3 separate regions of the Homo sapiens genome follow, and regions 1 and 2 are each linked to region 3. Evidence: chromatin contacts called from ENCODE Hi-C or POLR2A ChIA-PET data. All regions are on one chromosome and are shown on one strand. Each heading gives the region's core, a stretch centred on a gene start or an enhancer-like site at or near the end of the contact. The rest is flanking DNA. Distances are from core to core; before and after follow the strand shown. Region 1 holds the start of COX7B (cytochrome c oxidase subunit 7B). Region 2 holds the start of P2RY10 (P2Y receptor family member 10). Region 3 holds the start of OGT (O-linked N-acetylglucosamine (GlcNAc) transferase).

The links. A loop is a pair of places that touch in the nucleus more often than their neighbours do. ChIA-PET counts read pairs that join two places held with the same protein, here RNA polymerase II (POLR2A). Pooled maps may share reads with other maps.
Region 1: a loop to region 3 is called in a pooled map, with 13 times the contacts of the local background. The contact joins the promoter of COX7B here to the promoter of OGT in region 3. A Hi-C loop is called at or near these places in 1 of 37 single-sample maps with no recorded cell type and 9 of 50 pooled maps.
Region 2: a pooled map shows a loop between it and region 3 (10-fold over the local background). The contact joins the promoter of P2RY10 here to the promoter of OGT in region 3. A Hi-C loop is called at or near these places in 4 of 50 pooled maps. POLR2A ChIA-PET finds 5 or more read pairs at or near these places in 2 of 52 experiments (A673 and activated CD4-positive, alpha-beta T cell).

Annotation. Positions count from the first base shown.
Region 1 is chrX:77,898,131-77,901,360 of GRCh38, forward strand. COX7B (cytochrome c oxidase subunit 7B) reads left to right here and starts at 1,338. Exons shown (of 3, transcript NM_001866.3): 1 at 1,338-1,463. The coding sequence starts at 1,424. RefSeq lists an enhancer at 1,292-1,541.
Region 2 is chrX:78,944,100-78,947,224 of GRCh38, forward strand. P2RY10 (P2Y receptor family member 10) reads left to right here and starts at 1,292. Exons shown (of 4, transcript NM_014499.4): 1 at 1,292-1,396.
Region 3 is chrX:71,531,568-71,534,715 of GRCh38, forward strand. It overlaps OGT (O-linked N-acetylglucosamine (GlcNAc) transferase), which reads left to right and starts at 1,537. Exons shown (of 22, transcript NM_181672.3): 1 at 1,537-1,769. The coding sequence starts at 1,733. RefSeq lists enhancers at 588-1,787, 1,288-1,627, 1,453-2,111.

The sequences.
Region 1 (3,230 bases), core at 88-2,587, 6.4 Mb after region 3:
TATGTATTTTATTTTTTTTGTTTTGGGACAGGTCTCAGGCTAGAGTGCAGTGGTGCGATCTTGGCTCACTGTAACCTCCGCCTCCCCGGTTCAAGCAAGTCTCATGCCTCAGCCTCCCGAGTAGCTGGGATTAGAAGCATGTGCCACCATGCCCAGCTAATTTTTTGTATATTAGTAGAGACGGGGTTTTGCCGTGTTGCCATTTCTTTTCTTTCTTTTTTTTCTTTTCTTTTCTTTTCTTTTTTTTTTTTGAGACGGAGTCTTGCTCTGTCACCAGGCTGGAGTGCAGTGGTGGTATCTTGGCTCACTGCAACCTCCGACTCCCTGGTTCAAGCGATTCTGCCGCCTCAGTCTACAGAGTAGCTGGGATTACAGGCACATGCCACCACGCCCAGCTAATTGTTGGTATTTTTAGTAGAGATGGGGTTTCACCATGTTGGCCAGGATGGTCTCGATCTCCTGACCTCGTGATCCGCCCACCTCGGCCTCCCAAAGTGCTGGGATTACAGGCGTGAGCCACCGCGCCAGGCCTAACAGCTTTCTTTTCTTTCTTTCTTTTTGAGACGTAGTCTCGCTCTGTCGCCCAGGCTGGAGTCCAGTGGCACGTTCTCGGCTCACTGCAACCTCCGCCTCCCGGGTTCAAGTGATTATTCTGCCTCAGCCTCCTGAGTAGCTGGGATGACAGGCGCGCGCCACCACGCCGGCTAATTTTTGTATTTTTAGTAGAGACGGGGTTTCACCATCTTGGCCAGGCTGGTCTCGAACTCCGACCTCGTGATCCGCCCACCTTGGCCTCTCAAAGTGCTGGGATTACAGGCGTGAGCCACCGCGCCCGGCCAATAGCTTTCCAAAGTTATTTTATCACGTATTTATCTACATATTACAGAAGTTTTTACTGTTCTTGCAACTTTTCTCTAAACTTGACGTTATTTGAAAACTAAAAGCTAAGCCAATTAGTATAGTAGTAATAGCAGACAAAAAAAATGAGAGAAGTAAAGGAAGTTTTGGGGGAACAGAAAGAAGAAAGAGCTAGTGTGGAGATACTAAACCGAAGCTTGTGGAACTTGAACGCCATTTTGAAGCTAGTTCCTTAGACGATTCGGTCGAAGATCTGTCTCTCGGCTGCCCTCTATAGAGCTCTAAACCTGGCTTCAAGGAGTTCTTTCATTCTTCATTAGATACCACCCACCATACGTCATTTTATAAAGCCGGAAACTACATTTCCCAAAAGGCCTTTATTTTTCCTCGCGGGAAAAGGGATTGCAATTACTATAGGTTTTACAGGTATCGCGAGATTTCGTCAAATCTCATTACGGATCCCGGCTGAAAGCCATTTTGTTTTTCAGCTCACTTCAAGGGTACCTGAAGCGAATTGGCACCAAAGCAGCAGCTGTATTGCCGCAGTTCTAGCTTCACCTTCACGATGTTTCCCTTGGTCAAAAGCGCACTAAATCGTCTCCAAGGTGAGCAAAAATTATGACAAATCATTTACAACAACCTTATATCAATGTGTCCTCGCGGCCTCTCGTGTGCTTTCCTTTTACGAACATCTCGGCCTTCTAATCTTGAATGCTGTCTGTCTCCCATCTCGTCCCAAGTCATTGGGATGATGTCCTTAGCATTGGCTTTATCACCCAGTATTTCTGTTTCGGTTTCCAGCTCTCTTTCTGTTATCGGAGTGATAGTCTAGCCCTGCTTTTTAATTCTTCAGTAACCTTTGATTTCAGGGAAGGACATTCTTGGTAGACACCTCGTTCCTTAAGTGATGTCCTACATTTTAGCTTTGGGGATATGTTTACTCCTAACCCTGTATAGAAAAATATCTTCTCCAATTCCTATTACTGTAATAGACGGAAACTGTAAATCTAGCTCTTCACCTGGTTTAATTGCAGGGAAACAACCCAAATGGTATCGATGCAGCTTTGAAGTTATTTGTGGATTAACAATGTTAGCTGGCCAGGCGCGGTGGCTCACACTTGTAATCCCAGCACTTTGGGAGGCCAAGGCGGGCGGATCCCCTGAGGTCAGGAGTTCGAGACCAGCCTGGCCAACATAGTGAAACGCCGTCCCTACTAAAAATACAAAAATTAGCCGGGCGTGGTGGTGGGCGCCTGTAATCCCAGCTACTTGGGAGGCTGAGGCAAGAGAATCGCTTGTACCCGGGAGGCGGAGGTTGCAGTGAGCCAAGACTGCTACTGCACTCCAGCCTGGGCAACAAGAGCGGGACTCCGTCTCGAAAACAAAAACAAAACAATGTTAGCTGTCCTGAAGGCAATCGTGGTCATTTTTTTCTTATCCAAAGGTTGGGCAGGTACAGGGAGTTTTGAGACCAGCATTATGTAGAGAAAATGCAATAGATTGAGGAGAACAAATTAATTTTCATACTTGATTTGCACCGAAGGTGACCTTGAGTAACGTGGGCAGTTGTTACACAATGAAGGTGACCCGTAATTACTATTTAGTTTGTTTAGCCATCTTTTGATTTTCACTTAATAGAATCATTGGAGGATATTATTAGATTGTGTCCTAAACTCTTAAGCAACTTTGAAAATAACCACAAAATATTAGCTGGACTATTTTCATATTCCCAAAGTAGCATTTATTATCTCTTTTACTTTGGGCATATGATTTAGCCTCTCTCAACCTCAGTTTCCTTCTTTGTAAAATAAGTAATTTGTAAATAATGCCTACTTCATGGGGTTGTTGAGGATTATATGAGATCACCAATGTGTGGTAATTAAACAGTTGTCACAGAGGAGAGGTCTGATGAAATCCACCAGAGTTACATGAGTGTGTTGAAGTTATGAGATGTTGCAGAATTTTTTGGTAGTCTTAATTTCTTTGCTCTTTGAGCAAATAGGGCCACCTTGTACCTCAGGAAAGGTTTTTTGTTTTTTTTTCAGCGTGGAATTCACATGCCCACTTTTTATCTTTTCTGGAGCAGAATATATTATGAAATATTTGTAAATTTGCCTATCCCGGTGTGACTAAAAGATGAAAAGGGAAAGCTATGTAAGACAGTTAGAAGATCTGATAATGGTCTAATAACTATCATGAAGTAACCCATTGTACCATGTAGAAATATTCATTGCTAGTGAATGGGCAACATTGCAGTTTCTTTTTTTTTTTTTTGAGACAAAGTTTCGCTCTTGTTGCCCAGGCTGGAGTGCAGTGGCTCAATCTTGGTTCACTGCAATCTCCGTCTCCTAGGTTCAAGTGATTCTCCTGCC
Region 2 (3,125 bases), core at 42-2,541, 7.4 Mb after region 3:
TTTTGTCTGTGAAATAAAGTTGGGATGTGGTGATCATAGCCAGTTGTAAGAAAAGGATTTCTTGTATTTCTGGATCCCAGGGTTTGCCTTCAAAGCTCAACAGGTCTGGAATTTTTTTGTTTGTTCAGAGAAGAATCTTACCCTAGGAAAACTGGCTCACACTAACCATAGGGAGGAACACAACTGCCAAATGGACTGAGATGTGTGTTGGTCTGTCAGTGTATTCTCTTTTCAGTAGGGATGCCAATTCAGAAACCTAAATTAACAAAAGATAGGAGCTGAATAAACATTTGAAATCAAAATTAAGAAGGGGATTGAAAGGCTAAACTTGTTTCATTTGACATACATCAGCCAGGATGATGCCAGTCTTCACAAGTTATGACATTTCCATCAATCATCCCAAGCTCTTAGTTTCCAATACTGTCAGCTTCTCTTTCCCTTACACGCCAACAGGGGTTTGTGCTGCATTTTAAACCTCGTTTCTCAAAACTACTCTCAGACTTAGTTGACACTGTAGTCCTCAAGTGTATGATCTTCCTGTATTCACATAGTTTTGAAGGCCCCATATACACTGTACATAAAAACCAGAATTTTAGTACACTGGAGGGAGACCCCGTAATCAATAATGTTCATTTACTTATTCATGCATTCTTTGAGCATTTGTTTATTTATTAATTCCCATATGTATTCATTCAATAACAATTCATGAAAATGCCTTGTGCTGGACAAATTGGGAATACAGATATGAATCAGACATGATCTTTACCCTCAAGCAGTGTGCAGTCTAGTAAAGGGATAATAAATATACAAAAATAATGAAACTATGTGTTAAATTGTGAGCCTCAAGATGAAGGGGTTGGGAGAGGGGCACTCCAGATGGAGGGAACAACTTAAGCAAAGGTACTTCTACTGTTTCTAATTTTGACTTGTATTTTTTAGGTTTCCTCAGCCTTTGCCCCTCAGGCTTGCACAAGCTGTAGCTTTCTTGTTACTAGGTAAACACTCTTTAGATTTTCCTGAAAATTTCATCTTACCATGGAACCTACTGGAATCAGTGAAAATCTAGATATGTCGGTTGTCAAGGAAGGAGATAGGGTGAGGAAGGCTGTTATATAGCCATTGTGTGAGTATGCATAGCCTCTGACTCCCTGCTATTTGAATTTCTCTGCACCAATGAAATAAAAAGAAATAAAATTTGAGTAACGTCATTTGCTCAAGGGACTTACCTTTCATTTGTGCAAATAAGGTTTCTGTGGTGAGACACCAGATAAACTCAACTTCCTCTTTCAACAACAAATGTGTCAGTTATCAGCAGGATCCATGCCGCCAGAGTAAAGCTTTCTACCCTTTACTCCCTGCAAAGAAACAAGAGTGCTTATCCCAGCTAAGCTCCAGGGTAAGTTAATGCCTAGCACCTGGGGATTGGTGGTTTCATGTGGGAAGATTGGTGTGATCATAAAAATCAGAACAGAGGTGGATGTGGGGCCAGTGTCTGTATTAAAATTGTCACTGGTTTCTCATCTCAGACATCTTACAACAGGAGCAAAGATAATTACTGTTGAGTTTGACCAGAGTCCAAAGTTAACGTTAATGCCATCAGTCCTCTTCATTATGCCAGGAGCATGGAGTCTGTGATGCAGCTCACTCTTTGATGAGGGCTCTTTAGAGAGTGGGACCAGAGAAGATGGCACAAAGTGGTAAGAAGAGTATATTCAGTGAGACTCATTGGGACAACTTGACATATTCGGCCAATAAAAGTCAATTTAATTTTTTATGGTGTATAATTTATCTAGCTGCATCGTGAAGGAAGATTTTTGGGTATAAAATCCTTGCTTTGGAAAATTTAGCTTTCAGAGATACTGAGACAAATAGTAGAAAGCAGGGTAATAGATTCTGGGGGCTGAAAGGGCCCATAGAGATCCAAATCCCTCACAATACAGTCAGGAAAACTGAGAGCCAGTGAAGTGAAGACACTTAGGTTCACTCAGCTTGTTAGTGGTATAGGTGGATCTAGGACCTGTGTCTTTAAACTCATGTTTGCCTTTTCCTACAGCAGTTTGCATCTCCCAGAGAATACTGTAAATTTATTTGTGACCCTGCCATTTTTTAGGATAGGAAAGGAGAAAGTATCCCAGATGACTTCAGAGTCTGGTCAGAGTGGTTCCTTGATCCTTTGAAAGCTAATTTTGACCGAAGTTCAGCCTTACTGGATAGCAAAGCCCATGAGTGAGGCACTCATTTTTTCAGTTATTATTGCTATTACTCTGAATACTAGCACCTCTCTCCTTCTGAGCTAAGATGACTAAATCAAAAGGAGACTTTCAGCTAAGGAGTCCCTGAAGGGAGACTGTGCCAAATCATTTGGAACCAGGATAAGGCTGGATAGAATGATACCAGATTTGGCTGTGCTTTCCAGGGGAGTAGGCTCAGTTCCAAGAATCCTGCAAGTGAGAATATTTTTATTTCAGTTGTTCAAATGGATGTGTGGAGTCATTATGATGTATATTAATTGGAGAATCTATCTCTTAGCAATTGCAGCACAGTAAAATTAACCACTTATGAAAGTAGGTGATATGCAGATATACTGAGGTGGAAAATGGTGTAAACTACAGTCAGAATCAGATCACACATTTGGGGCAATTGTTTTTGCAATGGTTCCTGTTGAACACAGATTCTTTGGCCAAATGCAGTTTATTTTGGGGCTCAACTGGGAAAGTTGTAGAGTTCAAGTTGTACAGACTACTCAAATCTGAAGACATCAAATGAATAAACACATTTATGGGTTGTTTTGGTTTGAAATAAGTGAGTTGGGGTTTTAAAAGACAGGCCAGCCTGCTGGGCTTGGTGGCTCACGCTGTAATTCCAGCATTTTGGGAGGCCGAGACAGGTGGATCACCTGAGGTCAGGAGTTCGAGACCAGCCTGGTCAACATGGCGAAACCCCGTTTCTACTAAAAAATACAGAAATTAGCTGGTTGCAGTGGCAGGCGCCTGTAATCCCAGCTACTGGGCAAGCTGAGGCTGGAGAATCGCTCGAAACCGAGAGATGGAGGTTGCAGTGAGCTGAGACTGTGCCATTGCACTCCAGCCTGGGAGACAGACCAAGACTCTGGCTCAAAAAAAAAA
Region 3 (3,148 bases), core at 287-2,786:
ACCCGCTCATCAGCAAGGCCTAAACATCTGCCAGTGGAATCTGAGAAGTCTCTTCTAAAAGTTGAAAAGCTGAGTTTACTCATTACAGATAGGGAACTTGTAGTAGGTGTGTGTGTGCGGGGGGGAGGTTTTACCAGTTAAATCAAATTACAAGAGGTTGGTGCTCAATTTTCAGGAGAGTTTGTGTAGTGATTTTTGTCTTTTTCACTGCATGATGTGACTCTTGATTATGGGATGGAAGAAATTAGCATTATGAATTTTCTCTGTGCCATTTCCATAATTAATTGTTTGTTGACTGTTTTGAAGAAATTTAAGCAGAATTTGAGGACTTAGTTTTAAAAAATGTAGTGAAGGGGCTAGGTAGCAAAAACTTTTTGAAGAAATTCATTGACCTGCTTTCTTAGATCAAGGACTTTTTGAAATAAAAAGGCTCTCAGAGATCCAACTTGTAGCCTCCAGTGGCTTGTAATACTTTCTTGCTGATGTGGCAAGCTACCTTAAGTCGTTTCTAGAACAAGAGGTGAAGTATAAATACCAATGTGACAAAATGTCTGAACAGTAGACTTGAAACTGCAGGAAGATCGTAAGAACCGATTTGTTCAAGGAAGTAGAGGCAATTCATGACTCAATCTAGACGTGTGGTTTAGGCAGATGGCAAGTGAATTCATTTATCATTGTTGATCTGCTTTGAGCTCAGTGGAATCGCCGACTGTGACAATGTGCAGAGCTAGCTGGTGGAAATGAAGTCACAACTCGAGGAGAGTCATGGATTTTGACGAACGTGAATCACCTTTAACATTTTTATGGCTGCCTTCGGAGTGCAAACGCCCAGCATGTCCCTGAGTTATTAAACATTTGCCCTATCACCGTGGGCAGGAGTATTCTGAATACCAAAACGATTTTGAAATTTCAGGCTATACGGCCAACATTGAAGGTGTCTGCATTCAACTGGCCCTGTGAAAGCTTCAGTCTTTTTCATCGAAGTGCTGAAATCGATGGCCGAGTCACAATGAAGACGGGCTCAAATCGGAACCCTCTCGCTCCTCGTTTTGAGCAGCTGTCTTTGAGAGGCAATCTTCTGAATTGACTGGCTCAGAATTGATCCGTGAGAGTCGTAACCATCCGTTTTTGTACGAATACAGTTGATAAACTTTTTTAGACGCCTTTGGCATTTATGTTTAAAACGACACCACCTGCTAAGTAACAAACACTCTTCTTAATCGCGGTGGCAAAAACGTATCCGTCCCGTGTGTGTTTGTTTTTACCCTTCCGCTACACTCTTAAGAAACTTGGCCGCTTCCGCCCCAGAGAGTGCCCTAACCACGAGTCGGGTTGACAGGGCTGCTCGCATGCGCGGTCTCCACCGTGGTGTTTGTCGCAATGGGCGCTGCGCGGAGGACTACATGGAATCTCGACTTTGCAGCTTGAAGTCATTTTGTTGGCGGCGCTGGTTACCGGCTACCTCCGCGCGGGCACTTGATTGTAACAGAAAGTAGTTCCGGCCCATGTTGTTTCGGCCGAGGAGCCGTCGCCGCCATTTCAAGACCGTACTAGGTAGATGGTCAATTAGAGTTCCCAGGGTTTGAAGCCTGTAACTGCTGCCGCCGCTCAAGCCCTCCAGAGCATTGCTACGGCTGCTGCCCTTGTACTACTACCTCCAAATACGTTCTTGCTGGTAGTGGCGGCAGCAGGACCAATTACCTCTTTTTTGCTCTCCCTCGAGAAGCTCCAGATGGCGTCTTCCGTGGGCAACGTGGCCGACAGCACAGGTACCGGTGTCCCGTTCTACCTTGGCAGATGCCCCCTTGGGGTCTCGCGCCGTCCTCTACCTTGTATCACTCCTTCCCTCCCTTCCCTCGAACCATCCCCATTACATCAGTGACATTGCTAAGCTTTTCGTGGTCTACTGGCATCTGATCACATCGGGTTTTCCGCTGTTGTCCGCTTCCCGAACATTTCCTCCTCCTCCCTTGCTTGCTTTTTGCTGCCTTTCTTGCTTTGTTTTTATTTCGTAAATGTTCTAGCATTCCACTCTCTCCAGGCGCTTTTATCACACGTGCGCGCTTAGAATGTCGTGGAATGGACTGCATTGGAATCCCTGCCCTTTCACTCCTTTGCAGCGGTTTTCTCCCCTAATTCCAGCTCATCGCCTCTCCTTTTTCCCCTCCATCTCCTCCTTCATCTCCCCCCCCAGTCTTTTCCCCTTAGCCAGATTTGGTCCTTCTCTGCCAATCTAGGGCGGGGGTGCCGTTCCGATGTAATCATATCCTCACTTTGCATCACCCGAGGACGATCAAAAGCTCGTCGATGGTGCCACAAGTCACCTCGAGAAGAGGGGACATTGAGCAGCACCCTGCTAGGCAGTGCCTTTCTGGTGTTCTTTCGGTTGAGCGGTCCCGGTTTAGATTGGAAATTTCCAGGGGTTTCCTTTGCCATCGCCCAATTCCACCGCTGCCCTCAGCCTGGATTTCCCACCCTGTCCGCGGGGAACCACACCCTTCCCTTCGCGAGGTTGCCAGCCCTGTTCACTTCCTATCCTTGGGGGAGAAACCACCCCGATGCTGCTGCTTTGGCGTTGACCACCCTGCCCGCCCAATTCTCGCTTTGTGTTACTTTCTCGATGTATTCCTCCGCCGCCGCCTCTGGGTCTGCCATCCCCATTCTTCAGCCCAGTATCTCTTTATTCACAGGGTGTAATATTCTTTTAAGTTTCCATCCCTGCTTGAAGAGTTTGTAAAGCAACTGGAGTGTAGCTGCACAAGTACAAGGCGGTTGCCCTTTTAGACACTTCAGTCGCGAGCATTTGGTACTGAAAATACGAAAACAACCAAATTGTAGGAGTGTCCTTCAGCTGCCTTTCCATATTGAGGCGATTTGGGCGGAAGGGGGTGGGGAATTGGGCTGCGCTTCTGAGGTTTCCCGCGAGGTTATTTTTTGGTTGTTTCTCAGTTGAGATGTGTGGAGGGTTTTAGCTACTGTTCCTGGAAGTTGTGCTGTAAGTAGTAGGTGAATCGTCAATAGTGTCTTATCCGTAATTGTAGGGAGTGGGATTAATAATTAGTCCGTGCTCCTCTCCCCACGTCTCCACCGTGATTTTCAAAGGTTTAAGATTCTGTACTGGATTCTGTACTAGCTTGCCCTTTTTAAT